Linked DNA regions of Homo sapiens: region 2 is linked to region 1. The links are chromatin loops, found by intact Hi-C in ENCODE. Cell type or tissue: Caco-2. All regions are shown on one strand. Links, peaks and the distances in the headings refer to the core of each region. The heading gives the core; the rest is flanking DNA.

Evidence for each region. Hi-C counts contacts between places; a loop is a spot of excess contacts. Peaks named below come from ENCODE experiments on the same cell type or tissue, not always from the same donor. Only the 100,000 strongest peaks of a DNase experiment are listed, where the experiment ranks them.
Region 2: a loop joins it to region 1, with 2.2 times the contacts of the local background. A loop is called at or near these places in 6 of 110 quality-filtered maps.

What each region holds. Positions count from the first base shown.
Region 1 is chr4:39,615,488-39,631,465 of GRCh38, reverse strand. The region is part of intron 1 of SMIM14 (small integral membrane protein 14); the gene reads left to right. It also overlaps the pseudogene RNU7-11P. Among named protein-coding and RNA genes, the nearest start is that of SMIM14, 15 kb to the left of the region's middle. RefSeq lists an enhancer at 5,593-5,672. In Caco-2, for the core only: no CTCF peak of the experiment used is centred there; DNase peaks (open chromatin) are centred at 8,805 and 9,685.
Region 2 is chr4:39,550,514-39,566,491 of GRCh38, reverse strand. SMIM14 (small integral membrane protein 14) reads left to right here. Exons shown (of 5, transcript NM_174921.3): 4 at 9,922-10,064; 5 at 14,334-15,978. The coding sequence ends at 14,366. The region is part of intron 2 of UGDH-AS1 (UGDH antisense RNA 1); the gene reads right to left. Among named protein-coding and RNA genes, the nearest start is that of UGDH-AS1, 31 kb to the right of the region's middle. In Caco-2, for the core only: no CTCF peak of the experiment used is centred there; a DNase peak (open chromatin) is centred at 8,111; H3K4me3 peaks cover 270 bases.

The DNA.
Region 1 (15,978 bases), core at 7,689-10,188:
AGGATGGTCTCGATCTCCTGACCTCGTGATCCGCCCGCCTTGGCCTCCCAAAGTGCTGGGATTATAGGCATGAGCCACTGCACCCGGCCACAACATAGTTTTTAAAAACAAGTTTGCTCTTTTTTTTTTTTTTTGAGATGGAGTCTCACTCTGTCACCCGGGCTAGAGTGCAGTGGCACGATCTCAGCTCACTGCAACCTCCACCTCCCGAGTTCAAGCGATTCTTGTGCCTCAACTTCCTGAGTAGTTGGGATTACAGGCACCTGCCACCATGCCCGGCTAATTTTTGTATTTTTAATAGGGACGGGGTTTCACTCTGTTGGCCAGGCTGGTGTCGAACTCCTGACCTCAAGTGATCTGCCCACCTCAGCCTCCCAAAGTCCTGGGATTACAGCTACCATGCCCTGGCAAAAACAAGTTTGCTTTTTATACAATATATATTTTGCTGCTTTGTTACTCTTGGGAAAGGTAATGTAGAAGAAACTGACTTGCTTGAAATTTTGAACAGACTTTTAAAATCTGTTTGTTTATTTTATTTGTTAATCCTTGCTTGCTTGCTTGCTTTTCTTTCTTTCCTTCTTTCTTTTTTTTTTTTTTTGACAGGGTTTTGCTCTTGTTGCCCATGCTGGAGTGCAGTGGCACAGAGCATAGTCTCGGCTCACTGCAACCTCCACCTCCTGGGTTCAAGCAATTCTCCTGCCTCAGCCTCCCAAGTAGCTGGGACTACAGGCACCCACCACCATGCTCAGCTAATTTTTGTATTTTTAGTAGAGATGGGGTTTCACCATATTGGCCAGGCTGGTCTTGAGCTCCAGGCCTCAGGTGATTCGCCTGCCTTGGCTTCCCAAAGTGCTGGGATTACAGGTGTGAGCCACCGCGCCTGGCCCAATAATTGCTTTCTTTATCACAGTAGTTCTAAGCATTTTTCCCAGTATGACTAATGATGTTTATGCGCATCTTTGTGCACATGTCATCTCAGCTATGATATGGAAGAAAGAGGCTGTGAGTTACTTAGTTTGGAGAGCAGTAGCCATAGTCCGCTTCTTTCATTTTTATTTTAATTAGAAACAGGGTCTCTGTCACACAGGTTGGAGTGCAGTGGTGTGATCATAGCTCACGGTAGCCTTGAACTCCTGGGCTCAAGTTATCCTCCCTTCTCAGCCTTCTGAGTAGCTGGGACTACTACATAAGAAGGCACATGCTAGCATGCCTGGCTAATTATTAAAGTTTTTTGTAGAGACGGTTTCACCACCTTGGCAGGCTGGTCTCAAACTCCTAGGCTCAAGCAATTCTTCTGCCTCAGCCTGTCAGAATTGGTTTTACAGGTGTGAGCCACTGCGCTCAGCACTCTGCTTCTTTCTGCTCAGAGAAATCATATAGACAAGCATGTGAATGAAATATTAAGGAAAAGTCTTGATTCTGTTGTAATTTATTTAGATAACATTCATCTTTAACAAACTGGTACCATTGCTTGTAATATACCTCTCAAGTTTAGAACACACCAGTATTTTGTAATACAGCTGTTAAAAACTGCTTTCTGGCCAGGTATGGTGGCTCATGCCTGTAATCCCAGCAATTTGGAAGGCTGAGGTGGGGAGATCACCTGAGCCCAGGAGTTCAAGACCTACCTGGGCAACACATCGAGACCCCCTCTCTCTACAAAAAAGTAAAAAAATTGGCTGAGTGTGATGGCATGCACCTGTGGGCTCAGCTGCTCCGGAGCCTGAGGTGGGAGGATTGCTTGAGCTGGGGAGGCTGAGGCTGCAGGGAGCTGTGATCACGCCACTGCACTCCAGCCTGGGCAACAGAGACCCTATCTCAAAACAAAAACCTACTGCTTGCTTAACATTTATAAGCGAAGCCATTGTGGTGGCACACACCTGTAGTCCTAGCTGCTTGGGGGGTTGAGGTGGGAAGATGGCTTGAGCTCAGGAGGTCAAGGATGCAGTGAGCCATGATTACACCACTGCACTACAGCCTGGGCAATAGAGACCCTGTCTCCAAAAAAAAAAAAAATCATTTATAAGTTACTTGTATGCACTATTATGTGGGATCAACATAGTATGGAATATATATATATATGTATCTTTTTTTTTTTTTTTTTTGAGACAGAGTCTTGCTTTGTCACCCAGGCTGGAGTGCAGTGGCACGATCTCGGCTTGCTGCAACCTCTGCTTCCTGGGTTCAAGCGATTCTCCTGCCTCAGCCTCCCAAGTAGCTGGGATTACAGATGTGCACTACCACGCCCAGCTGATTTTTGTATTTTTAGTAGATATGGGTTTCCACCATGTTAGCCGGGCTGGTCTCGAACTCCTGACCTCAGGTGATCCACCCAGCTTGGCCTCCCAAAGTGCTGGGATTACAGGCCTGGCCTGGAATTTTTATATTTTCTGTTAAATTTTTCTGTTTCTGATTTATGGAAAACATTTTCCTGGTCGGGCACAGTGGCTCACGCCTGTAATCCCAGCACTTTGAGAGGCTGAGGCAGGTGGATCATCTGAAGTAAGGAGTTCGAGACCAGCCTGTCCAACATGGCAAAACTCCGTCTCTACTAACCATATAAAAACTAGCTGGGTGTGATGGCACGCACCTGTAATCCCAGATACTTGGGAGGGTGAGGCAGGAGAATCACTTGGACCCAGGAGGTGGAGGTTGCAGTGAGCTGAGAATGTGCTGCTGCACTCCAGCCTGGGTGACAGAGGGAGACTCCGGCTCAAAAAAAGAAAAAAGAAAAAAAAAAAAAAAGAAAAACATTTTCCTGAGTTTTTGTTTGTTTGTTTGTTTGAGACGGAGTCTCGCCTTGTCACCCAGGCTGGAGTGCAGTAGTGTGATCTCGTCTCACTGCAACCTCCTCCTACCAGGTTCAAGCGATTCTCCTGCCTCAGCCTCCCAAGTTGCTGACTTGGGACTACGCGTGTGCCACTATGCCCGGCTAATTTTTTTAAAAATATTTTTAGTAGAGACGGGGTTTCACCATGTTGGCCCGGCTGGTCTTGATTTCCTGACCTCGTGATCTGCCCGTCTCAGCCTCCCAAAGTGCTGGGATTACAGGCGTGAGCCACCGCGCCTGGTCACATTTTCCTGATTTTAAAATGTTAAAATTTAGAATATGACTAGTAAATATTCTTGGGTAGAATTTTTTTTCTTTTTTTTTTTTTTGTGATGGAGTCTCACTCTGTTGCCCTGGCTGGAGTGCAATGGCTTGGTGTTGGCTCACTGCAACGTCTGCCTCCCAGGTTCAAGCAGTTCTCCTGCCTCAGCCTCCAGAGTAGCTGGGTGTACAGGCATGTGCCGCCACACCTGGCTAATTTTTGTATTTTTAGTCGAGGCGGCGTTTCACCATGTTGGCCAGGCTGGTCTTGAATTCCTGACCTCGTAGTCCTCCTGCCTTGGCCCCGCAAAGTGCTGGGATTATAGGCGTGAGCCCCCACGCCTAGCCTTTTTTTTAGGATTAAAAAATTTTCTCTCCATGACACAGGAGGTCCTGATGACATGTGCCCTCTTGGGTGGAAATTTTAGAAAACGTTTTCAAATTATGAAACTTATGGTTATGATATTGAATACAAACAAAGATGATTTAATTGAAAAGCTTTCCTTTGTTTGACTCTTTATGATCAGTTTTACCCCTGGACCTTGACCAGGCACAGAGAGAATTCTTAGGATTGTACAAGAGTAAACTGCGGCCAGGAAAGGACAGGACATTAGTAGGTGAGAGACCAAGATTAAGAACAGAAGACTTCTTTCTTTTCTTTCCCTTTTATGCAGATGAGTGATAACTTTGGCCCCAGTGGAACACACACACTCCAGAGCACTATACAGAGAACTTGGGCTAAGGGTTAAAGATACTTTGGTCTTCAACTGACCCCAAGTTTTAAAACTTTTTCAGTTTATTAAGTACTGTTACAAATTCTCACTTGATCTTTGCGCAACTGTTTAAAATGAATAGTTTCAATTATCACTCTTGTTTTATAGATAAACTGAAGTCACAACAAGGCTAAGTGATTTATCTATTAATATTTCTCAGTACTGCCTTAAGTTTTTTGTCTAAGGATGTTCTTTCTGCTGTCCCATGATGTTTTGGCAAGTGTTGTCTAAAGTGATCCTAGAATAGGAGTCAGATAGAGGTAAAGAAAAAAGGGTCGCCAAGGAAAGAGAAGGTAATGTTTAAGACAGTCCTTTGGTCTGAATGCTTGTGTTCCCCACAATTCATATTTGAAATCCTAACCCCCAGTGTGATAGTATTAGGAGGAGGTGGGCCTTTGGGTAGTGATTAAGTCATGAGGGTGGAGCCATCATCATGAGGAGTAGTGCCCTTATAAAAGAGGGCTCAGAGAGCTGCTTGCCCTCTTCCACCATAGTAGGACACAGTGAGAAGGCACCATCTACCAACCAGAGAGTGGGTCCTCAGCAGACACTGAATCTACCAGTGCCTTGATCTTGGACTTCCTAGCCTCCAGAACCGTGAGAAGTAAATTTCTGTTTGTAAGTTACCCAGTCTGTGTTATTTTGTTTAAGCATCCCAATAGACTAAGGCACCTGAGAAAATAGGGTCACATTTAATGAGAATTTCTAGAAAAATGGTGGCCACCTGGGGGATGAATCTTAACAGAATCATGTGTTGCAGAGAAATGGAAACATTAAGGAGATGAGGAAATTCTCTCTGACCTTGAAGAGTTAAGCCTAGTAGTGATGGAATAGAAGGTCAAGGAGAAAAGCGTTCTCCTTTCCTTGAGTTTTGAGCTTTCTCCAAAGTAGTGATCACAAAGGTAATTTGTAACATTTATTTAGTTGTTAATTATCTATTGGTATGCAATTATTTAATTTAAATTAACAGTTAACTTGATTGCAAGCTCTTGATGGTAAAAGCTACCTTTGTTTCTTCTGTATCCTCCTCTGAACTCTCTTGCTGGTTACTTTGTCCCCTGAGAATTTGTTAGATACATCCTTTTCAAGAAAGGAGAAGTGAGAGAAGACAGGGCGTTTGAATCCCACCTCCTGTGCTGTGTGACTGGGCAAATTACTGAAGCTTTCAGAGCCTCAGTTCTTTCCTCTTTCCAATTCAAGTGATTCTTAATTGAGTGGGCGAGAACTGCTGTATCTCCAAAGTTGTAATAGTGCCACTTGTGAAGTTGTGATTTGTTGAATATAAATAAATGAAGACTTGGTATACTCTAATCCAGTGGTCCCCAACCTTTTTTGCACCAGGGACCATTTTCATAGAAGACAGTTTTTTCAGTGGGCTGGGGCAGGGGTGGGGGGCGTGGGGAGAATGGTTTTGGGATGAAGCTATTCTACCTCAGATCATCAGACATTATTTTTTCATAAGGATCGTGCAGCCTAGATCCCTCGCATGCAGTCGCTCCAGTGAGAATCTAATGCCACCGCTGATCTGATAGAAGGCAGAGCTCAGGTGGTAATGCTCAGGTGGTAATGCTTGCTGGCCCGCACCTCACCTCCTTCTGCTGTGCTGCCAGGTTCCTAACAGGCCACAGACCAGTACCAGTCCATGGCCTGGAGGCTGGGGACCCCTGCACTAATCTATACCTGATCTATACAGTGGCCTCTGGCCATGCTGACGTAGTTGCTTCTGTATATTCCTGTTGTATTCTGTGGAAAATAAACTTCTGTTGTCCTTTCTTGCCTGCTGTAGTCTCTTCCTTTTGAATAGTATGCCCTCTGAAAAGGGTGTCTTTAAGCTTTCACTTTCTTGTAAAATTATAAGAATTTCAGGGATTGGCTGGGTGCAGTGGCTCACGCCTGTCATCCCAGCACTTTGGGAGACTGATCACCAGAGGTCAGGAGTTTGAGACCAGCCTGACCAACATGGTGAAACCCCGTCTCTACTAAAAGTACAAAAATTAGTTGGATGTGGTGGCGCGTGCCTGTAGTGCCAATTACTCGAGAGATTAAGGCAGAGAATCACTGGAACCCGGGAGGTGGAGGTTGCAGTGAGTCTAGATTGCGCCACTGCACTCCAGCCTGGGCAACAGAGCAAGACTCCGTCTCAAAAAAGAAAAAAAAAATTGTAATGATGAGTTTCAGGGAGTTTTAATCCTGCGTGAGTTTAGATCACAGAGAATTGTGACATCAAGGGCATGTAATGGGGTTTATTTCAACATTTAAATTTTGTATGTCTTTAACTTCTCCCAGGTATAGCTTTAGAATAATTTTTAGCAAACATTAATTGACCAATTTGAACTTGAGTCTGCATCCTTTTCTTTTTCTTTCTTTCTTTTTTTTTTTTTTTTGAGATGATGTCTCACCCTGTTGCCCAGACTGGAGTGCAATGGCATGATCTCAGCTCACTGCAACCTCCACCTCCTAGGGTCAAGCAGTTCTCCTGCCTCAGCCTCCCGAGTAGCTGGGATTACAGTCATGCACCACCACACCCAGCTAACTTTTGTCTTTTTTTTTTGTATCTTTAGTAGAGATGGGGTTTCATCTTGTTGGCCAGGCTGGTCTCAAACTCCTGACCTCATGATCTGCCTGCCTCGGCCTTCCAAAGTGCTGGGATTATAGGTGTGAGCCACCATGCCCAGCCAAGTCTGCATCCTTTTCTTGCCTACTTCCCATCAGAGAAGCAAATGTAGTTTAAGAGAAAAGTATTTCGTTACTAAGAACGAATAGGAAGTTTTTTTTTTTTTTTTTTCGAGATGGTGTCTTGCTCTGTTGTCCAGGCTGGAGTGTGATCTCAGCTCAATGCAACCTCCGCCTCCTAGGTTCAAGCAATTCTTCTGCCTCAGCCTCCCAAGTAGCTGGGATTACAGGGACACACCACCACGCCCAGCTAATTTTTGTATTTTTAGTAGAGATGGGGTTTCACCATGTTGGCCAGGCTGGTCTTGAACTCCTGACCTCAGGTGATCCGCCTGCCTCAGCCTCCCAAAATGCTGGAATGACAGGCATGAGCCACTGCGCCTGGCCAAACTAATAGGAAGTTATTTGATAGTTATCTAATTTCTGTACTGCTCTAAAGTTGTCTTTGTAAGGGTGAAAGAAACATAACTAGCATGATTGGTCATATCTGGCAGATGGGGAATGAGTCCTGCTCAGGATTTTACAATGTGACTTCCTGTATAAGATCTGTCATATACTAGATGTGCGATCATAGTGAAATTACTACCTTAGCTGGGGCTATGTTCCTCATTTTAAAAACAGAAAATTTTCCTGCTTTGATTTTTATCAGAAGGGCTTTTGTTAAGATGTGAAAGTAGTAAAGCTACATTAGAACATAAACTAGGTGTGGTAATATTTGAGAGCCATTTGTGTTAAAAGAATAACCAGTTTTGAGTATTTTGTAAAAAGTATTGTGTATGAGTAGGTTTGAACACCTCATTATACTGAGACTTTGGGTAATCTGATAAAAGTCATCCCAACTACTTATTGATGCTTTTTAAGATAAAAATGCATAGAATGCTTCCTCTGGCCTCCCATTTCATTGACCAGTATCTCTGTTTTCTGTTATGTAAAAACTAATTGCATACGTTCTATTTTTTTAAACTTTCTTTTTTACTGACCAGACAACAGTTATGAATAATTGCATACATTCTAAATTGTTACTGTGCATTTTCTTCTTGCTGAGGGTTTTTATTTTTTCATTTTTTCAGATGGAGTCTTGCTCTGTCACCCAAGCTGGAGTGCAGTGGTGCAATCTCTGCTCACTGCAACCTCTGCCTCCTGGGTTCAAGTGATTCTCCTGCCTCAGCCTCCCAAGTAGCAGAGACTGCAGGCATGCACCACCACACCCGGCTAATTTTTTTGTATTTTTAGTAGAGATGGAGTTTCACCATGTTGGCCAGGCTGGTGTTGAACTCTTGGCCTCAGGTGATCCAACCTTCTTGGCCTCCCAAAGTGCTGGGATTACAGGCATGAGCCACCGCGCCCGGCCTATTTTTAACATGGAAAGAATTATGATATTGTTCTTCATCACTGTGAAGATTTGGCTGGCTATGTGAAAAGTAATTTTATTATAAATCATATTCTTTAAAATCACAATAAAAGAATTTTCATATTCTGACCTTGAATTAGCCAATGTTATCCCTGCCTTCTCAGGAAGAGCTCTGTTTGCATGGAGTCGGGGAGAGGGGAAGAGATAATTGTTTGTTTTTCTATAAAAATGTATTTTTAAAAAACCTTTTATGTATTAATAATTTGAAATTTTTAGCACTAAAAGGTAGAATGGTGTAATGAATCTCTGTGGACCCATCACTTGCCTTCAACAGTTAAACTCATGGTGGTTTTGTTTCATCCATACCTCTCCCCCCTTGGCAGGTTTATTTTAAACTAGACCCCAGGTATTGTATCACTTTAACTGAAAATACTTAGTGAGATTCCTAAGAGATAAAGACTCTTTTTAGATGTGATCGTTGACATTGTACGTATGTAACAATGTCATTTAAACAGTGTTCAAAGTTCCTGATAGTTCATAAATGTCCTTTTACTAGGTTGGTTTGAATCAGGATTGGTATCTCTTAATTTTGTTTTAATCTGTAACCGTTCCCCTGCCATCTCTTAAGATTTATTTATTTTTTGCCATTTATTTGTTGAAGAAACTGAGTGACCTTCCCTGGATTTAGCTGCTGCATCCAAAAATTTTTTTCCTGATTATAAAAGTTAATATGTAACCATTATATGATATTTGAAAACTGTACAAAGTGAAAAGTAAAATCCTGCCACCCAGAGATAACAGATGTTAAAGTTTTATGTTTTCTTTCAGCCTTTTCATTTGTATGTGTTTTCCTATGCCTTTAAAAACGAACATTTGCAGGCCAGGCGTGGTGACTCATGCCTGTAATCCCAACACTTGGGGAGGCAGAGGCGGCGGATCACTTGAGGTCAGGAGTTTCAGACGAGCCTGGCCAACATGCTGAAACCCTGTCTCTACTAAAAATAAAAAAATTAGCTGGGTGTGGTGGCACACACCTGTAATCCCAGCTACTTGGGAGGCTGGGGCAGGAGAATCACTTGAATCCGGGAGGTGGAGGTTGCGGTGAGCCGAGACCGTGCCACTGCACTCCAGCCTGGGCAAAAAAGCGAGACTCCGTCTCAAAAAATAAATAAAAATAAAATAAAACATGCATTTGTGGCCGGGCGCGGTGGCTCACGCCTGTAATCCCAGCACTTTGGGAGGCCAAGTTGGGGGGATCATGAGGTCAGGAGATCGAGACCATCCTGGCTAACACAGTGAAACCCCGTCTCTACTAAAAATACAAAAATTAGCTGGGCACGATGGCGGGTGCCTGTAGTCCCAGCTACTCGGGAGGCTGAGGCAGGAGAATGGCGTGAACCCGGGAGGCGGAGCTTGCAGTGAACCGAGATCGTGCCACTGCACTCCAGCCTGGGCAACAGTGCAAGACTCCGTCTCAAAAAAACAAAAAACAAAAAACAAAAAAGTGCATTTGCTATGTTTATTTTTATGCCCTTTTAAATATACTTTTAACATTATGTTGTGATCATTTCTCCATATTATTAAGAAAGAAAATGAGGCCGAGTGCGGTGGCTCATTCGTGTAATCCCAGCACTTTGGGAGGCTGAGGCAGGAAGATGGCTGGAGCCTGGGAGTTCGAGACTAGCCTGAGAAACATAATGAGACCCCGTCTCTACTTAAAAAAAAAAAAAGCCAAGCATGATAACATGCGCCTCCGTAGTCCCAGCCACTCGGGATGGGATCACTTGAGCCTGGGAGGTCAAGGATGCAGTGAGTCATGATTGCTCTGCTGCATGCCAGCCTGGGTGACAGAGCAAGAGCCTTTCTCAAAAAAAAAAAAAAAAAAAAAAAAGAAACGTTTGGCTGTATAATACTTTACAGTGTATATCACAATTTAAATATTTCTTTTTAGCTGGATATTTAGATCATCCCCATTTTTCACTACTTTAAAGCCATGATAACCATCTTTGTATATAAACCTTTGTATTTCAGATTATTTTCCTTGATAGTCTTAGAACTGGAATTATTCAGAGGGCATGCACGTTTTTTTAACATCTGGATTTGTATTGCCAGAAAAGTTATCATAGTTTGTAATTTCAAATGCAGTGTATAAATGGTTCCATCTTACTAAAGAATTGGTTTGCATATGCTCTGTATTTTTAAAATGTCTTTGCCAGCTATATTAGTGGAATGTTTGGAGTTTTTTTCCCCTAATTCTTTTGCTCTTTTAATTTTACTTGGGATTTTTTTTAAATGCACAGTCTTATGTCCTAAATTTGATATTTTTCATTGTATTTATCTTTTTTGTTTTCTCTCTGTACTTTAATGGATGGAAAGTTTGTATGTATCTGTAGGGGGTCCTTCCCTGAAGATCAAATAAATGTTAACCTTACTTATCTGGTAGAATTGCTGATTTTTTTCCTCCTTAACTGCTAGTAGGTTTTTTCTTTTTGGAATTTTTTCTGGGGAGCTTTCCAGCAAAAACCGGAAAGCCTGCTAGACAAATTCTAAAAGAGCTGTAACACTGTAGGTTTTCCTAGCACTGAATTTATTGAAATTGCAATCCCTTCCCCATTTATTTGTGATTCCAATTTTGATATATAAATATAAATAGATATATTTTGAGGTGAATTTGTTCAGAAAATTCTATAATCTGATTTGCTGGTTGTAATTATGTATGTGTGTGTGTGTGTTTGCACACCATTTTTGAAAAACTTGTTTATTCCTGCCAGGACCAAAGAAGACATTTGGCCTTAAAGATTTAACACAGGGTCATCAGGACTTACTCACCACTTCCCACATAAAAGTGAATTGTTGTAGAAACAGTAATAGTAAAATATCGTTTTCATTACATTCCTATAGTACATAGCAGCTCACAAGCACTTTTATATTCAGCATATTCCAGCCTGGGCACAATGGCTCACGCCTATAATCCCAGCACTTTGGGAGGCTGAGGCCAGAGGATCAGCCTGGCCTTGCTATGTCGACCAACCTGGGCAACATAGCAAGACCTCTGTCTCTACAAAAAAAATTATTTTTATTTTTAAATAATTTTTTTTTTGATACAGTCTATCTCTCTCGCCCAGGATGGAGTGCAGTGGCGCGATCTCCGGCTCACTGCAGGCTCCACCTCCCAGGTTCACGCCATTCTCCTGCCTCAGCCTCCCGAGTAGCTGGGACTACAGGCGCCCGCCACCATGCCTGGCTAATTTTTTGTATTTTTAGTAGAGACGGGGTTTCAGCGTGTTAGGCAGGGTGGTCTCCATCTCCTGACCTCGTGATCCGCCCGCCTCGGTCTCCCAAAGTGCTGGGATTACAGGCGTGAGCCACAGCGCCCATCCGAATTTTTTTTTTTTTTTCTTAATAGAGATGGGATCTTGCTGTTTCCCAGACCAGTCTTGAACTCTTGGGCTCAAGCAGTCCTCCCATCTCAGCCTCCCAAAGTGCTGGGATTACAGGCATGAGCTACCATGCCCAGCAAAAATATTTTTTTAAGTAGTTGGGTGTGGTGGCCTGTGCCTCTAGTCCCAGCTCCTCAGGAGGCTGACATGGGATGATCACTTGAGCCATGAGTTTGAGGCTGCAGTGAGCTATGATTGCCATTGCACTCTAGCGTGGGCCACAGAGCGTGAGTCCCTATCTTGCTCTTAAAAAAAAAAAAATATATATATATATATAAATATATATAAATATATATATACATTTATATATACATATAAATATTTTTGAGAAAATTGAGATATATATAAATATATATAATAAATTATTTATTGATATATATATAATAAATTATATTTATTGATATATATAATTATATTTATTGATATATAGAATAAATTATATTTATTGATATATAGAATAAATTATATTTATTGATATATAGAATAAATTATATTTATTGATATATAGAATAAATTATATTTATTGATATATAGAATAAATTATATTTATTGATATATAGAATAAATTATATTTATTGATATATAGAATAAATTATATTTATTGATATAGAATAAATTATATTTATTGATATAGAATAAATTATATTTATTGATATAGAATAAATTATATTTATTGATATAGAATAAATTATATTTATTGATATAGAATAAATTATATTTATTGATATAGAATAAATTATATTTATTGATATATAGAATAAATTATATTTATTGATATATAGAATAAATTATATTTATTGATATATAGAATAAATTATATTTATTGATATATAGAATAAATTATATTTATTGATATATAGAATAAATTATATTTATTGATATATAGAATAAATTATATTTATTGATATATAGAATAAATTATATTTATTGATATATAGAATAAATTAAATTATATTTATTGGTATATATAATAAATTAAATTATAATTATCTCAATTTTCTCATATATATTTAATTATATCTCAATTTTCTCTTGAACTGAACATGCTAAATTATCTAAACCCTGTCTTACCCTCTATCATCACTTAATTTGTTGGTTAGAGATAGTATATCACATATATTCCAAAGACAGGCTTGTGGAATATAAAGGATCTATCAGCCAGGAGAGGTGAGTATGTGGTGTATATGCATCCCTGCTGCCATTTTATGCCCAAATCTCTACTCCATAATGCTGCTTCCTACTGAGTCTATTCACACTCACTTTCTTCTCAACAGGGGGCTTGACACCCCTGCAAGGTCCAACATGCAGGTTGAAAAAAGTGTGCAGTCCTTTCTGTAAATTACCAGACCTAAAAAATATAAAAGCTATTATGCAATGGTACTTGCTGCTTGGGAAGTGTAGTCAGTGAGAGTGGGTAAAAGAGAATGAGAATGAGTGAGTTTCATTACACTGGGCTTTGGTTTTTTTTTTTTGTTTTTTTTTTTTTTTGAGATGGAGTCTCGCTCTGTCGCCCAGGCTGGAGTGCAGTGGTGCGATCTCAATTCACTGCAACCTCTGCCTCCTGGGTTCAAGCAAGTCTCTGCCTCAGCCTCCTGAGTAGCTGGGATTACAGGTGCCCACCAACCACCAAGCCTGGCTAATTTTTGTATTTTTAATAGAGATGGGGTTTCACCATCTTGGCCAGGCTGATCTTGAACTCCTGACCTCGTGACCCACCCACCTCGGCCTCCCAATACTCTGGGGCTTTCAAGTGCAGTTCCTGGAGCCCCATTTTAATTAGACTGAGGTTATCTTGAGAGTGGTGATCACATCTTGCTCATCGTTTTTCCCATGCCTGTTACAGTGTTCAGTATCAAGGTGTTCAAATGAGTTGGGCTCGATTGAATGCATTTTCCTTTTTCTTTATGGTGTAAGTTCTCCTCAGCAGCCCCTGGTGATAATTCCTCTCTTGATGTTTTGGGGGCCTTTTCTGTATTTGCCAAGACTTGAGTAGATGTCACTGATAGTTTAGGTTTCTATGCTGGCTTCACTTGTTATTTCTGAAGAAGTGGGCTTGCTTTGGCAGGAGTAATATTCTCTCTTACTTCTCTCCTCTCTCTACCATTTTTTCCGTTTGTCATCTCAACTATGGTAAGCATCCAGATGATGTCTTTGATTGCAGATGCACCTTGGGAGAAGATAAAAAACAAAACTAGTTTAGGCATTGTCATTTTCCTGATTTTTTTCCGTCTTATATGTTTTTAAAATGAATTTCCATTTGCTTTTATTTTAAACTTAATTTAACAAAATACTATACCAACATTAATAGTTTATGGTAGATACACTGTTTTAGATACACTGTTTCATTGTTTAGATTCTCTTCCGCTGTTAAAGCTTCCACCAGAGAGTGAGTAGGGCAGGGAAGAGTAAACTTTGAAAACTGATTTTTGCAAACAATGTTTGCCTCAGATTTAGGTGAAAGGCTGACTTTAGAAGTATCCATGATAGGGCCTGTTTACATACTTTTTAATATCTTCATTGATGATGGGATATGGTTAATTTTGTTACATTTACCTATGGAGTTACAATCCCTTTTATGCTATATTTAACCAACAAATTCAGTGATGATAGAGGGTAAGACAGGGTTTAAACAATTTAGCATATTCAGTTCGAGTAAATTGAGATATAATTATTTTTCCCTAGAGCTAATGGCTATGGTTGAGAGAACAAGAAACTTACTGTAAGATTATTCTTTTACAAAGTTAATACTCTTTGAATAGTTAAAATATTCAAATGGTGTAATTTCAGAAAACACATAATCGTATACAGTGAAAAGTCTCCTTACTAATTCTGTCCCCAGGCCACTTAGGTCATCTTTCAAAAACTAAAATCTTAAGGTTTGGGACTATTTGCAAACATCTCTCCATAGATAAAAACTTGGCCTTAAGTTACTAATGTTATTGGAGTTTTGACATCAGCATTTATTTTTATTTTGGGTAGTATCTGTTGTTTACACATGTATGTAATTTTGTACATATATGTAAATATTTACACATTCATATGTAAATATGTAATTTGGTTCAAAAAGTAATATGTATAGAAACATAGGAAAACAAGAAAAAATCAGTATCTGATCATCTTAACAATAACCGGTATAATGAGTTTAATGTACAATAATTCTTCCCCAAGTTTAAATTCTAGGTAGATAGTAATTCTAAATACTTTTAAAAACCTTAATCACAGGAATTTCACACTGAGCATACTGGAATTCTGACTCATTTCTTAGGAGGGAAATGAATATCTTAGTATTGTTGCTCTTGGAAAAAAAGCTGGGAACTAACCTTTTTGAAGGAGAGAGGAAACCAGGGATTGGCAAAAAGAGTAGAGAGGTTTCAAAGGGTACATATTTTTATACTACAGCCTTGAGAAAAATAAGGAAAAAATCCAGTTGCAGTAATTCTGGGTCCTTAGAATCCTGCTTTTCTTTTTTCTTTTTCTTTTCTTTTTTTTTTTTTTTAAATGTAAGGAATGGATTGGAAGATGTATAGAGAAGATAAGCTCACAGTCAGGTTACACTATTCTGTTACGTTTTGATGTGGGTACCAGGGAGGATTAACTTAAAAAGGAAAGGAAAAGAACTTTCCAAATCATGCTTTCAGTTTATGTCTGTTAGCACAATGGAGTCTGAGAAGCAAGAGTCAGAAACTCCCAAGTTATAAAATGTGGCCAGGCGCGGTGGCTCACTCCTGTAATCCCAGCACTTTGGGAGGCTGAGGGAGCAGGTCACTAGAGGCCGGGAGTTTGAGACCAGCCTGGCCAACATGGTGAAACTCCGTCTTTACTAAAAATACAAAAATTAGCCAGGTATGGTGGCACACGCCTGTGTTCCCAATTACTTGGGAGGCTGAGGCAGGAGAATTGCTTGAACCCAGGAGGTGGAGGTTGCAGTGAGCCAAGATGGCGACACTGCACTCCAGCCTGGGTGACAGAGTGAGTCTCAGCCTCAAAAATAACAACAACAACAACAAAATTGGGAATATTTAACCCTTTTCAGGGATGTCCCTTCCTTGTTTTCAGTGGAATAGCCTAGCAGAATAAGCCAAATCTACTATAGAGATACTATTAGCAAGAGGCCAGTTTTGCTAGCTATACCATGTTACTACATAGTATGTTTCATTGCTTGAATGTACCATAGCTTTAATTACTAACATTTGGGTTCTTTATAGTTTTTTAAATTTTCAGTAATCCACAATTCAGACAGTCCCTTAGGACAGAGTGATAGAAATATAATTCTTAAGGATACAAGCTTTGTAAAAACACTTTTTATTATAGGTTTAAAAAATATACACAAAAGTAGGCTCAACAGTTTTCAGTTACCCATGATCCAGTTTCAATGGTCTTTAACTCCTGGCCAGTCTTGTTTCATTGATCCACATCCAGTTTTTTAGTTTATTTTTTTAAAATATCATTTTTTTAGAGCAGTTTTAGGTTCACAGGAAAATTGAGAAGAAAGTATAGAGTTCTCATATATCCCCTGCCCCCACACATGCATAGCTTCCCTACTATCCGACACCAGAGTGTTAAACTTTGTTATATAGTCAACGAACCTAACATTGAAAAGTCATTGTTACCTAAAGTCCATAGTTTACATTAGGGTTCACTCTTGGTATT
Region 2 (15,978 bases), core at 7,057-9,556, 64 kb after region 1:
AACTTTTATCCTTGGAATGCTCCAGGACTTAGCCCCTGGATTATTTCCTTTTCTAGACATTCACTCACTTGGTGATCTCATCTGGTCTCATGACTCATTACTTGTATGCTGATGACTGTCTTTTGGGCATTTCCACTGGGATGTCTAACAAGGCACCTCAAATTCAACATCTTCAGAATTTCTGCTTCTCTTGAGATCCTTCCTATAACAGTTAATGGCAGTTCTATCCTTCTGAGACTCATCCTTGGCTTCCCTTTTTCTCACACTGTCCAGTCATCTATCAGCAAGCACTATCTTGAAGATACATCCAAAATTCTACCACTTCTCACTATCCCACTGCCTCCTCCCTGTTCTAGGCCATCATCATCTCGTATGTTAATAGATTATTGCAACAGGTTCTTAACTGTCTGTATTAGTCAGTCTTCACACTGCTAATTTAAGACATACCCAAGACAGGGCAATTTACGAAAGAAAAGGGTTTATTGGACTTACAATTCCACATGTCTGGGGAGGCCTCACAATCATGGCGGAAGGTGAAAGGCATGTCTTACATGGTGGCAGTCAAGAGAAGAGAGCTTGTGCAGGGAAACTCCCCTTTTTAAAACCATGAGATCTCGTGAGACTTGTTTACTATCATGAGAAGAGCGCAGGAAAGGCCCGCCCCCCATAATTCAATCACCTCCCACCAGGTTCCTCCCATGACATATGGGAATTGTGGGAGTTACAATTCAAGATGAAATTTGGGATGGGACACAGCCAAACCATATCACTGTGTTTCTGTTTCTCGTTTTTCAAAACACAACAGATGGAGTGGTTCTGTCAAAATGAGAGTCAGATATCATCTGCATTTTGCTCAGAACTCTTCAGTGGTGTCTGGGCACAGTGGATCACACTTGTAATCCCATTTTAGGAGGCCAAAGCAGGCAGATCACTTGGGCTCAGGAGTTCAAGACCAGCATAGGCAACATGTTGAAATCCTGTCTCTACAAAAAATATAAAACTTAGCTAGGCGTGGTGGCCTGTGCCTATGCCCCAGCTACTCTGGATGCTGAGTTAGGAGATCACTTGAGCCTGGGAGGTTGAGGCTGCAGTGACTGTAATTGAGCCACTGCACTCCAACCTGGGTGACAGAGTGAGACCCTGTCCAAAAAAAAGAAAAGCCCTCTTCAGTGGTTTTCTATTTAATATGTAATAGAAGCTTATTATGACCTATAAGGCCAACATGATCTGAATCCTGTTACTCTTTTGATTTAATCTTTTTCTTTTCTTTTCTGGAGACAAAGTCTTACTCTGTTGCCCAGGCTGGAGTAAAGTGGTGCAATCATGGCTTGCTGCAACCTCAACCCCTTGGGCTCAAGCAATCCTCCCACCTCAGCCTCCTGATTAGCTGGGACCACAGGTGTGTGCCACCACACTTGGCTGATTTTGTTTGTTTTTTATTTTGTAGAGATAGGACCTCATTATGTTGCCAAGGCTGGTCTTGAACTCCTGGCCTCAAGTGATTCTCCCACCTCAGCTTCCCAAAGTGCTGGGATTACAGGCGTGAGCCACCACACCCAGCTTAATCTTTTTCTTATATCCCACCTCACTATACCACCAATCCCAGGTCACTTCACTTCAGCCACATTGGCCTCCATGAACATCCCACAGGCTCCTGAATCAGGAGTTCTCGCTGTTCCTTGTGCCTGAAATGTGCTTCTTTCGGATAATCTCACAACTGACAGCCTCACTTTCTTTACATTTTCACTCCAGAGTGCCTTCTTAGTGAGGCTTCCCTTAGCCCCCTGCTTAAAAGTCATGTATTTCATTTTTAATAGAATCCTTTAAACAAAAGAGAGGATGCTTTCCATTCAGGTTATCTTTATCTAAAAAACGCTAATCTGAAATAACACTATGGGGCACCCTCGCAGAACACAATATGAAAGTATAGGTTGAATATCCCTTATTTGAAATGCTTGGAGCCAGAAGTGTATTCAGTTTCAGATTTTTTCAGATTCATTTACCAGTTGACCATCCCTAACCTGAAAATGTGAAATGTTCCGATAAGCATTTCTTTTGAGCATGATGTCAGCTCTCAAAAAGTTTTGGATTTTGGAGGATTCTAGATTTTTAGAGTAGGAATACTCAGCCTGTAGGAGAATAACAGATCTACATTAGGGAATGATAGAGATCACCCTTGACTCAGCTTGAAAACTGGTAGCTGTGCTTAGGATAATGTAATTACTGTATAGGACCAAAAACTACAGGGTTAGAGCATACCGGTGTATTGTCCACTTTCACTGCTGTTCTGTTTTTGCTTTCCCCAGCGGAAACCTATATAAGTTTATACAAATAATCTTCTGAGGATGGGCCAGCTCTTAGAGCCTCTGTCTCTACCTTTTCATCCTCTTGGTATCCAGCTAAGTTAACAGCTTCATTGTGAATATTCCATTTGGCATTTTATTTGTGAGGCAGGGGAATTGCTTGAAACTGGGAGGCGGAGGTTGCAGTGAGCCAAGATGGTGCCACTGCACTCCAGCCTGGTGACAGAGCAAGACTCCGTCTCAAAATAATAATAATAGAAGAAGAAGAAGAAGAGGAAGAGAAGGGGAAGAAGAAGAGGAGGAGGAGGAAGAGGAGAAAGAAAAAAGAAAAAGAAACTTGAGGCTCAGGGATTATATACCTAAGAGGTGGTACAGTCAAACAGCTATGAGATGGTCTCAGTTCTTAAAAAGTTAATTAGGAGAGACGGGAAACCATTCCTTCAAACTAGAAATGCTATACTAGTCCAGAGAAGGCAGAGGAAAAAGTGGGTGGAGGAAATGGAGATTTTTATGGAAGAGGGATGTAGGTTATAGGTGAATAAATGGAGTTAGTTGTAAGAACATGCCAGACAGGGAAATAACGAGTACCCCAGGAAGACTGAATTTGCATAGTTGGCAAATGCTGCCAGACAAGTTCGCATTCAACTGTTGCATCAGATTCATTTGGAAAGCTTTTAAAAAATATTGTTGGCTCCTGATCCCACCCCGAAGCTGCTCCTGAATCAGATGGTCTTAGGCAGTGCCTTAGAATCTGTGGTGTTGATACTGTCACAGGCTATTCTGATGCATAGCCAGGCCAGGGAATCCTTGGCTAGAGAAAGAAGAGGGGCCGGGGGCGGTGGCTCATGCCTGTAATCCCATCACTTTGGGAGGCTGAGGTGAGTGGATCACCTGAGATCAGGAGTTCGAGACCAGCCTGGTCAACATGGTGAAACCCAGTCTCTACTAAAAATACAAAAAATTAGCCGGGTGTGGAGGCGAGCACCTGTAATCCCAGCTACTTGGGAGGCTGAGGCATGAGAATCACTTGAACCCGGGAGGCAGAGGTTGCAGTGAACAGAGATTGTGCCATTGCACTCCAGCCTGGCCAGCAAGAGTGAAACTCCGTCTCAAAAAAAATAAAAAAAAGAAGAGGTATGGGGGTGACTAGAGCAGAGGATGCATTTTCTGAGAAGTGGTAAGAGGTAAGATTAGATGAGTAAGGCCCAATCATATGAGGAAAGGCTGAGCTAAAGAACTTAGAGTTGCTGGGCACAGTAGCTCATGCTTATAATCCTAGCACTTTGCGAGGCTTAGGTGGGTGGGTTGCTTGAGCTCAGGAGTTAGGGACAAGCCTTGGCAACATGGCAAAACACCGTCTCTACTAAAAATACAAAAATTAGGGTCAGGTGGGGTCGCTCATGCCTGTAATTCCAGAACTTTGGGAGGCCAAGGTGGGCAGATCACTTGAGCTCAGGAATTCGAGATCAGCCTGGGCAACATAGTGAGACCCTGTCTCTAAAAAATAAAAAAAGTTTTAAAAATATAAAAAAATTAATTGGGCATGGCAGCATGCGCCTACAATTTCAGCTACTCAGGAGGCTAAGGTGAGAGGATCACTTGAGCCTGGGAGGCAAAGGTTGCAGTGAGCTGTGATTGTGCCACTGCACTCCAGCCTGGGAGACAGAGTGAGACACTGACTCAATAAAAACAGAAAAACCCCAGAGTTGAAACAGTAGGCAGTGGAAACTGAGTTACCACATTGATCAGCAGAGATGTGTTAAGAGCAGAGGGGATTTTTTGTTTGTTTGTTTGTTTGTTTGTTTGGGGGTTGAGACAGGGTCTGTCTCTGCCACCCTGGCTGGAGTGCAGTTGTGTGATTACAATTCACTGCAGCCTTGACCACCTGGGCTTAAGTGATCCTCCCACCTCAGCCTCCCGAGTAGCTGGGATTACAGGCCTGCACCACCACACTCAGCTAATTTTTTAATTTTTTTTGTAGAGACAGGGGTCTCACTATGTTGCCCAGGCTGGTCTCAAACGCCTGGGCTCCAGGGATCCTCCTGCCTCGGCCTCCTAGAGTGCTGAGATCACAGCCATGAGCCACTGTATCCAGCCAAGAACAGTTTTAAGCAGACTTTTCTGGCAGCAGTAAGCAAGAAGGAAAAGCTGCAATAGGAACCAAGCTAGGAGATAGTTAAGGGAACTACGAGTCATATTACTATTGTGAGATTCTAAAAAAGAAGTGGACATTACTATTTGGTTGTTGTTGTTGTTGAGATGGAGTCTCACTATGTTGCCCAGGCTGGAGTGCAGTGGCACGATCTCGGCTCACTGCGACCTGTCTTCCGGGTTCGAGCAATTTTTCCGCTACAACCCCCCAAGTAGCTGGGATTACAGGTGTGCACCACCATGCTTGGCTAATTTTTGTATTTTTAGTAGAGATGGGCTTTGGTAGAGATGGCCAACACCATGTTGGCCAGGCTGGTGTTGAATTCCAGACCTCAGGTGATGCACCTGCCTTACCTTCCCAAAGTGCTGGGACTACAGGTGTGAGCCACCGTGCCCGGCGTGAGATTCTAAAAAAGAATCAGGGATCCTTTGTCTAGAAATAAGAATTAGTAAACTTGGAATCTGAGGTTTAACTCTCTTAAGCTTCAGAATTTTTTACTTGCAAAGAATATTAAAAAGTCATGGCTGGGCATGACTACTGACTGACACCTGTAATCTCAGCTCTTTGGGAAACCAAGGCAGGAGGATTGCATGAGGCCAGAAGTTCAGCACCAGCCATTTTGCCCAGGCTGGTCTTGAGCTCCTGAGCTCAAGGGATCTTCCTGCCTTGGCCTCCCAAAGTGCTGGGATTACAGGCATGAGCCCCATCAGGTCTGGCCTTAACTATTATTTAAAATAAAAATAATAGTATAGGTTGAATATCCCTAATCTGAAAATTTGAAGTGCTCCAAAATCTGAAACTTATTCAGTGCTGACATGATGCTCAAAGGAAATGCTCATTGGAACATTTCAGATTTTGGATTTTAGGATTAGGGCTGCTGAACCAATAAGTATATTGCATATATCCCCAAATCTGAAAAAATCCGAATTCTGAAACACTTGTATTCCCAAGCATTTCACACAGGGAAACTCAACATGTATTTGCTTTTAAAAAAAAAGAAAAAAAAATCACTCTGGAAACAATATAGAGCACAGGGGAAGCAGGAGTAGATATAGGGAGATCCCTTAAGAGGCCACTGCAATAGACCAGATAAGAGGTTATGGTAGCTTGAGCAGGTGGGGACATGGAGCTAAAAGTGGGCAGATACAAGTGATATTTAGGAGGAAAAATTGCAAGAAACTTCATGATGGATTAAATACAGGGCTGTTGAGAAAGAAAAAAGGTGTTTTCTTAGGTTCTGCCCTGGGCAACTGGATGAACAGAGATCCAGTTTGGTAGTTGGGGTGGAAGGGGGTAGGGCGGGGGAGATGCTCATGATTTTTGTTTGGAATACTAAAGTACTGAATATGTTAAGTGGAAGGTGGGATTTCTGCATTTTGTTTTGTTTTGTTTGAGACGGGGTCTTGCTCTGTCGCCAGGCTGGAGTGCAGTGGCGCGATCTCAGCTCACTGCAACCTCTGCTTCACGGGTGATCTCTTGACCTCGTGCTTCCTGGATTTCTGCATTTTTAAGAAGTTTTCAGTTGACTCTGATATATACCATAGTTTAAGAACTATTGATGTTGGCTGATTGCGGTGGCTCATGCCTGTAATCCCAGCATTTTCGGAGGCCAAGGCAGATGGATCACCTGAGGTCAGGAGTTTGAGAACAGCCTGGCCAACATGGTGAAATCCCAGCTCTACTACAAATAAAACCCAGGAGGCAGAGGTTGTAGTGAGCGGAGATCGCGCCACTGCACTCCAGCCTGGTGACAGAACGAGATTCCATCTCAAAAAAAAAAAAAAAAGAAAAGAAAAGAACTGTTGATATAAAGAAAAAGAGAATTATTGATGAAGGAGTGTCCAACTGTTAGACAATGGTAGTGACACAGAAGACAATGGAAGAAAGTGTTTGTTTTTGTTTTTGTTTATGTTTTGAGACAGTGTCTGGCTCTGTTGCCCAGGCTGGAGTGCAGTGGTGCAATTACAGCTCACTGCAACCTCCACCTCCTGGGCTCAAGCCATCCTCCCACCTCAGCCTCCTGAGTAGCTGGGACCGCAGGCACACACCACCACACCCGGCTATTTTTTTTTTTTAATTTTTTGTAGATACGGGTTTTTGTCATGTTGCCCAGGCTGGTCTCAAACTCCTGAGTTCAAGGGATCTGCCCGCCTTGGCCTCTCAAAGTGCTGGGATTACAGACATGAGCTGCCACGCCCGGCCTGTTTAGCTGTTTCTAGGGAAGTGACTGGGTTTGGAACAGAGGCTACATTCCTATCCATCCTGCTCTTAGGCCAGCTCAGCTCTTTTTAATATATATTTTGTACTAATTTGTTTGCCATAAGACTTCGTTGCAGCAGGGCCAGCGCAACTCTTAACTTGACTTTGTCCGCTTTTATCACTAGCCTTTTGGCCTCAGCAGTGCCACCAATTCCTTCCCTTTTGTGGAATTGAGCCCTGGACCCACTGACCCAATGCAGTGTATCAGATTAGTTTCAACATCTTATCTGGATTTCTTTTACTTTTTCCTGAGGCAAGGAGATCAAAACCAAACAGCTGTGGTCTTGACAAGCTGTTTTAGTAATCACCTAGGGATACTACATTTTCCTCTAGAAATCTAATCTATAATTTTTATTTCTTTTTCTTTTCCTTTCTTTTCTTTTTTTTTTTTGACAGGGTCTTGCTCACTCGCCCAGGCTGGAGTGCAGTGGTGTAATCTGAGCTCACTACAACCTCTGCCTTCTGGGTTCAAGCAATTCTCGTGCCTCAGCCTCCTGGGTAGCTGGGACTACAGGCTCACGCCACCCCACCCAGCTAATTTTCGTAGAGATGTTGCAGTCTCACCAATGCACCTTCATATATTGGTTTCTCTTGTGAGGTATCACCCTGAGTTCTTTGTCTCGCCTCTAAAATGATTAAGGAGCATGGTCACAAGGGTGAAGTTGGAGCGAAAATGTAATAAGCAAAAGGAGAAAGCTCTCTGCAGAGAGGGGAGTCCAAGTGGATAGCTTGGTTACAGCTGAATGCAAAATGCTTTTATAAGAAACTGCAGCCAGGCGCGGTGGCTCATGCCTGTAATCCCAGCACTTTGGGAGGCCGAAGCAGGCAGATCACGAGGTCAGGAGTTTGAGACCAGCCTGGCCAACATGGTGAAACCCCATCTCTACTAAAGATACAAAAAGTTAGCCAGGCATGGTGGCATGTGCCTGTAATCCCAGCTACAGGGGAGACTGAGACAGGAGAATTGCTTGAACCCGGGAGGTGGAGGTTGCAGTGAGCTGACATGCCATTGTATTCCAGCTTGGACGACAGGGCAAGACTCTGTCTCAAAAAAACAAACAAAAAAAAGAAACTGCTCTCCTCCTTGTAACTGATTGAGTAATTTTTCTTTTTCGAAAAGCTGTCTGTGCAACTCCCTTTTTCCAGCTGTGGGATTGTTTCTAAGCACAAAGCACAGCTTCTCTTCTTTGTATAACTGGGTTTTTTTAGGTAAGCCCACTCCGCCCTATGCAAGTTCCCACGGAGCCCACTGTGTATATGCCTGAAAAGGGGAGGAAACTTTTTCCTGGGAGCTCACTGATTGTACAAAGAACAAAAAGGCTTGTTTGCTTTACTGGCTGCTTATCTGTCCAGGCTTATCTGTGCAGCTGCAGCAGCTGTGATTTTTCAGGCAAGCACTTCTAGGGGCCCAGCCTTAACTGTTTACCTAATGGATTTTTCCTTTTCTTCTCCCTCAGAGATGGGGTTTCACCATATCGCCCAGGCTGGTCTCGAATTCCTGAGCTCAAGCAATCCACCCATCTTGGCCTTCCAAAGTGCTGGGATTACAGGCGTGAGCCAGTGCACCTGGCCATTTTTATTTCTGAAAATTGAGTTCTCTAATATACTTCAATAAAAAATCTACGTTTCATTTATTAGAAATTTGTTAACCTCATATCATGGGTCAGGCACTGTGCTAGGCACTTGTTATTTCAAATTAAATAAGACGTGGCTATGTCAAGGAACCAGGAAAAACTGATGCCTGTATACGCACATACATCCCTGTCTAGCATTTTTCTCTTGATAAATAGAAAAAATTGATAGAAGAGAAAAATTGATAAAATTTTAAAATATCTAGATCTGAATTCAACTCCTTTGTGTGAAAAAGAAGGTCAAATTAATCTCTTTGGTTGAGACTGTAATTCAAGGGGTCTTTTAATGTATATATTACGCAGCCCAGATGTCCCCTTTCTTTTTCATGATGCCTCTGTAATTAAGAAGCAGATTTTTCCCCCCAAAGGAGAGTGTTTTTTCTGTGGTCTTAACTTGGATTCATATGGATTCGTGGCTTTGTGGGTTCTTAAACCTTCCACAATTATATACAAAATTGTGGAATTTGGTATACATGAGTGCTTTTCATATTTATTTTTAATCCAGAATGGATCAAAAAGAACAATCATGAAGGATGTAGGTGCCAGACACAGGGCAGAAGGTAGCTAGAAAAGTAGATCTTAGGGAAGTTAGGGCCCCTAGCCTCATTAATCTACAAACATGGCATGGCCGGCTTGCCTTGCAAGACCTCAGTTGAAGACCCCATGAATTCTTAAAATGGAAAGAGTTCTTAATTTTTATCAAATTCTCAAATGATTCTGTTACCCCAAAATATTAAGAATTATTATACTATTAAAAAATGTGTTAGAGACTAGTCCAGGCAACATAGTGAGACGTCGTCACTACTAAAAATTTTAAAAAAAATTAGGGGTGTGGGGCAGGACACAGTGGCTCACACCTGTAATCCCAGCCCTTTGGGAGGCCAAGGCAGGTGGATCACCTGAGGTCAGGAGTTCGAGACCAGCCTGGCCAACATGGTGAAACCCCGTCTCAACTAGAAATACAAAAATTAGCTGGGCATGGTGGCGCATGCCTGTAATCCCAGCTACTCAGGAGGCTGAGGCAGAATTGCTTGAACTTGGGAGGCAGAGGTTGCAGTGAGCCAACATTGTCCCACTGCACTCTGGCCTTGGCAACAGAGTGAGACTCCATCTCAAAAAAAAAAAAAAAAATTGTTAGAGACCAGCCCAGGCAACATAGTGTCTCTACTAAAAATAAAAATTAAAAATTAGGTGCATGGGGCATGGTGGCACACACCTGTAGTCCCAGCTACTCAGGAGGCTGAGGTGAGAGGATCCCATGAACATAGAAGGTTAAGGCTGTAGTGAGCTATGGTTGTGCCACCGCACTCCAGCCTGTTTGATAGAGCAAGACCCTGTCTCAAAAAACAAAAACAACAAAAACTTACTAAGTTTTGGTTTATGACTATTTAACATCATTTACTTTTTAGATGTTCTCACTGGGGGAAAGGGAAATTGAAGATATAATATGTACTTTTGTAATTTATCAATACAATTTTTATATTAATACAGTAATTGAAACTGACATTTAAACATTAGAATTTGTTTTTACTTTTAACAATATTGTGAGCATGCTACATTTTTTGTTTGTCTTTAGTACCGGGACCCTCTGGTGATAATGGCATCAGTGTTACAATGATCTTGGTAGCCTGGATGGTTATTGCATTGATCTTGTTCTTACTGAGACCTCCTAATCTAAGAGGATCCAGCCTACCTGGAAAGCCAACCAGTCCTCATAATGTAAGTGTTGCAGATTTTAAATGCTTTTTGGGTAAGGGAATGTATGTGGCCTGGGGCAGGGAAGGACTTGGTTTTGACTAAAACACCTAAATTAGTTAAATTATATTTAACTCATAGAGTATTCTACCTATGTAGTTCTATTAAATATTGCAATTCCAAGATTTAATTGACAGCTTAATCTTTATGGAGTTAAATGCAGAAAGAAGCACAGACCAGAAGCCCAAAATTAATTTGAAAATGAATTCCAATCCTTTTTTTTTTTTTTCAGACAGGGTCTTGCTGTGCCGCCCAGGCTGGACTGCACTGGTGCGATCTTAGCTCACTGAAGCCTCCACCTCCTAGGCTCCCACCTCAGCCTCCCAAGTAGTTGGGACCACAGGCATGCACTAGCACACCTGGCTAGTTTTTTGTATTTTTTTGTAGAGATGGGGTTTTGCCAGGTTGCCCAGGCTTGAATTCTAATCTTTACTCACATGAGAAGCATCAAAAATAATCCATTTCATAATCCACAGCAATATTGCTCAAGTCTCAATCCTCCACTACCCAGTTCTGTCCACCTCACAGTTGATCCCTTGCCTCTCATGCTTCCAGCCCCTAAACTCTTAGTAGCTTTAGTTGAAATGTTTGACCCCCTTCTGTCCTAGCTATTCAGTAGAGACACTGAGCCTGTCTTATTTTATTTTCCTCATTTTCCCATCCTATTTCTCTCAAACCCATTTTCCATTTCTGTACCACAGTAAATCAGCTGAGCTGGCAAAAGGAGAGGTCGGAATCATTCATGTTGATAAATCTTGATAGTCATGATTACAACCATTTTTAGAACCTTCTAAATTAAAACTATGATAAAGTGACCCAATAGGGAGTTTTCAGGACTATCTTTAAGAGAACCTCTGTTGGCCAGGCACTGTGGCTCACGCCTGCAATCCCAGCACTTTGGGAGGCCAAGGGGGGCGGATCACCTGAGCTCCGGTGTTCAAGACCACCCTGGGCAACATGGTGAAACCCTGTCTCTACTAAAATACAAAAAATTAGCCAGACATGGTGGCATGCGCCTGTAGTCTCAGCTACTCAGGAGGCCGAGGCATGAGAATCGTTTGAGCTCAGGAGGCAGAGGTTGCAGTGAGCCAAGATCACACCACCACACTCCAGCTTGGGCTACAGAGTGAGACTATGTCTCAAAAAAAAAAAGAACCTCTGTTAAAGGATTCCTTTTAATCCTTTTCAGAACCAGTATTTATGTTTTTTTTTTAACACTGAATTTGAATATTATCTCTTTAAAAATATTTCCATGAGGCCGGGCGCGGTGGCTCATGCCTGTAATTCCAGCACTTTGGGAGGCCAAGATGGGCGGATCACCTGAGGTCAGGAGTTCGAGACCAGCCTGGCCAACATGGTGAAACCCTGTCTCTAGTAAAAATACAAAAATTAGCTGGGCCTGGTGGTGGGCACCTGTAATCCCAGCTACTCGGGAGGCTGAGGCAAGAGAATTGCTTGAACCCAGGAGATGGAGGTTGCAGTGAGCCAAGATCGTGCCATTGCACTCCAGGCTAGGCGGTGAGAGTGAAACTTCGTCTCAAAAAAAAAAAAAAAAAAAAAATTCCATGAATTTGCCAGTTACCTCTATTTAGCCATTCTACAAATGTATACATATTTCAAAACATGTTGTATATGACAAATATATACAATTTTTATTTGTCAATTTAAATAAATGTTAAAATTTATAATTAAAAAACTATAAGGTAATAGAGCATCAAAAAAAAAAAAAAAAAAAAAGGAAAATTTCCATGATAGATTTGCTTGTTTTTGTTGTTTTTTTTTTTGAGATGGAGTCTCACTCTGTCCTCCAGGCTGAAGTGCATTGGTACAATCTCAGCTCACTGCAGCCTCTGCCTCCCAGGTTCAAGTGATTCTCCTGCCTCCACCTACCGAGTAGCTGGGATTACAGGTGCACGCCACCACATCTGGCTAATTTTTGGATTTTTAGTAGAGATGGGGTTTCACCATGTTGGCCAGGCTGGTCTCAAATTCCTGACCTCAAGTGATGTGCCTGCCTCGGCCTCCCGAAGTACTGGCATTACAGATGTGTGTCACCACACCTGGCTAATTTTTGTATTTTTAGTAGATACAGGGTTTCGCCACGTTGGCCAGGCTGGTCTTGAACTCCTAACCTCAGGTGCTGTGCCTGCATTTGCCTCCCAAAGTGCTGGTATTACAGGCATGAGCCACCATGCCCGGCCAGATTCACTTGTATACCAAATTATCCCACTAATTCTCTTTTCCAACCTTTACCTTGTGGAATTCCTAAAATAATTGTTTCTTTTCTCCAGTGTTGTGGTGTTGATATCAGAAGTTCAGTTAGACTCATTTTTTATATAAGAGAAAGCAAATGTGCAGTGTTAATTGGTCAATGTTTTGCTTTGTTTTTTAAGGAATAGAACATTTAGATATGTAGCATAGAAAGAAAAAAAATCAAAACGAAAAACATACACAAAAAAGATACGTAGCATGCTAACTTTAAGAAAGAAGGCATTATAGACCAGGCGCGGTGGCTCTCACCTGTAATCCCAGCACTTTGGGAGGCTGAGGCGGGCGGATCACCTGAGGTCAGGAGTTCAAGACCAGCCTAGCCAACATAACCAAACTCCGTCTCTATTAAAAGTACAAAAATTAGCCAGGCATGGTGGCGCGTGCCTGTAATCCCAGCTACTTGTGAGGCTGAGGCAGGAGAATTGCTTGAACCCAGAAGGTGGAGGTTGCAGTGAGCTGAGATGGCGCCATTGCACTCCAGCCTGGGCAACAAGAGCGAGACTCCATCTCAAAAAAAAAAAAAAACCGGCATTATTAGCACTATATAAAAAGCCTTACATTTATTTTTATTTTTTCTTGGAGAAGAGAGTATTTATAAAACAGCTTGCATATTGTCTTGATAAAGTGTTTATTCCTTAGCCTTCTTTCTTACTTTCTTTGTATAGCTTTGTTACTTTCATATCAAAGAGTAAATTCCTCAATGTTTGGAGCTAAAGAAATAGAACTCTTAATAACCTGACTTAGAAATCATTACAGTGGGCTGGGCACGGTGGCTTACACCTGTAATCCCAGCACTTTGGGAGGCTGAGGCAGGTGGATCATTTGAGGTCAGGAGTTGGAGACCAGCTTGACCAACATGGTGAAACCCTGTCTCTACTAAAAATACAAAAAAATTAACCAGGTGTGGTGGCACATGCTTGTAATCCCAGCTACTCGGGAGGCTGAGGCAGGCGAATCACTTGAACCCGGGAGGCGGAGTTTGCAGTGAGCCGAGATCTCACCACTGTACTCCAGCCTGGGCGACAGAGTGAGACTCTGTCTCAAGGAAAAAAAAAAAAAAACTATTAAAATGACAGAAATGCAAGATTACCCTCTCCTGGACCTTAATTCATTGTAGGCCAGTGTTTCTAGGAATAGTAGTTCCACTATCTTAGGAATAAGTAAGAAAATGTGTTGAGACTAATTCCAAGGAGAAATATTGATCACCCCCAACTCGGGCGTCATGTATCATTTCAGGGTAAATAAATAAAATCTTGAGAATCTTAAAAACTCTGATCTTTCCTTTACAGTTCACTTGCTTTCTATTGCAAGTTAACAAAAGTCAATTCCAAGTGGTTTAAAACAAGTGGCTTCATTGATTTACACGTCAAAAAAATTCAGAGGTAGGGTCAGTGTTAAGAAAGTTTCAACAGTGTCATCAAAGACCTAGTTTCTTTCCTCATACTAACAACTTCATTCCAAGATGGGCTCCCCTTAGGGTTATAGGATGACTACCAGAAGCAACTGCAGCCACATGCATCCTCGTAGACATTCAGTATTGAGAAACAAAAGTCCCTAGCTTCATTTTAAATATACAGTACTTTGCTTAGCCAATCGACTTTAGCAAGAGGGATGAAGATATTTTCATAGGTTTGAAGATCACTCCTGGGGTTGGCAGGAGTGATAACATCACTGTTGTACAAATTCCCTCTCTCTTCCATTCTACAGGGAAAAATGAGACAAATGGTGGAAAATCACAGTGTTATTTAATCTAGTGTTCCCTCATGTAAAAACATATGAAAAGTCCAAATAAGCATATATTTGGGATGGGATGGTTGGGGGCATTGCTGCTCAGTTGTTTCTCTATGTGTTAGATTGGTTGCACTGGGATTTAATAAGTCAATTTTTAAAAAAGTAATAAATTTTAAATTTTTTTGAATTTTTAAAAAGTCAATTAAATAATTTATTTCTTTCTAATGCCAGGGACAAGATCCACCAGCTCCTCCTGTGGACTAACTTTGTGATATGGGAAGTGAAAATAGTTAACACCTTGCACGACCAAACGAACGAAGATGACCAGAGTACTCTTAACCCCATTAGAACTGTTTTTCCTTTTGTATCTGCAATATGGGATGGTATTGTTTTCATGAGCTTCTAGAAATTTCACTTGCAAGTTTATTTTTGCTTCCTGTGTTACTGCCATTCCTATTTACAGTATATTTGAGTGAATGATTATATTTTTAAAAAGTTACATGGGGCTTTTTTGGTTGTCCTAAACTTACAAACATTCCACTCATTCTGTTTGTAACTGTGATTATAATTTTTGTGATAATTTCTGGCCTGATTGAAGGAAATTTGAGAGGTCTGCATTTATATATTTTAAATAGATTTGATAGGTTTTTAAATTGCTTTTTTTCATAAGGTATTTATAAAGTTATTTGGGGTTGTCTGGGATTGTGTGAAAGAAAATTAGAACCACGCTGTATTTACATTTACCTTGGTAGTTTATTTGTGGATGGCAGTTTTCTGTAGTTTTGGGGACTGTGGTAGCTCTTGGATTGTTTTGCAAATTACAGCTGAAATCTGTGTCATGGATTAAACTGGCTTATGTGGCTAGAATAGGAAGAGAGAAAAAATGAAATGGTTGTTTACTAATTTTATACTCCCATTAAAAATCTCTAATGTTAAGAAAACCTTAAATAAACATGATTGATCAATATGGCAGATGATTTACAGTCCATTATATGACATTTGTAAGCCACTCAACACTAGCCTTACAAGGTTCATGAAAGGAGGAAAACATTAATTCTTTCTGCCTTTGCTGATATAATCCACATAGTAATAATTTAAGCTATAATTTATTTTTAAAATGAGTGCCTCTTGGGAAGCTTCTTTTCTGTTCTAACAGTTCCCTGTTAAAATGAAAATCTTAGGCCAGTGCAGTGGCTCACACCTGTAATCCCAGCACTTTGGGAGGCTGAGGTGGGTGGATCACTTGAGGTCAGGAGTTCGAGACCAGCCTGGCCAACATGGTGAAACCCTGTCTCTACTAAAAATACAGAAAAATTAGCCAGGGTTGGTGCATGTGCCTGTAATCCCAGCTACTCAGGAGGCCAAAGCAGGAGAATTGCTTGAACCCGGGAGGTGGAGGTTGCAGTGAACCAAGATCGCACCACTGCATTCCAGCCTAAGCAATAGAGCGAGACTCCCTCTCAAAAAAAAAAAAAGAAGAAAATCTTAAAGCTGTATTAGGGCCTGTTAGGTTACTGATATTTGAATGCCTATTTACTTATTTACTACATTGAGTCTTTTGTTATCCTCTGACCTATAAAATATTTTAATAAATTACTGGTTTACTTCAAGGGAAAAGAAGGAAAATGAGAAACATACATCTTTTTTTCACTCCTTATCTCATTCCTGTTTGGTGATGGGATGGATTGGGGTAGGAAGGAATGTTAATATGAGAGAAATTTTAAAATGTATAAAAAAGTAAAAGGTTGTATTGTTTTGCTCAGTTTGAAATAAAGTGAATACCAATAGCACTTAAAAATGTCTGCATGGGCTGGGCACGGTGGCTCACGCCTGTAATCCCAGCACTTTGGGAGGCCGAGGCAGGCGAATCACCTGA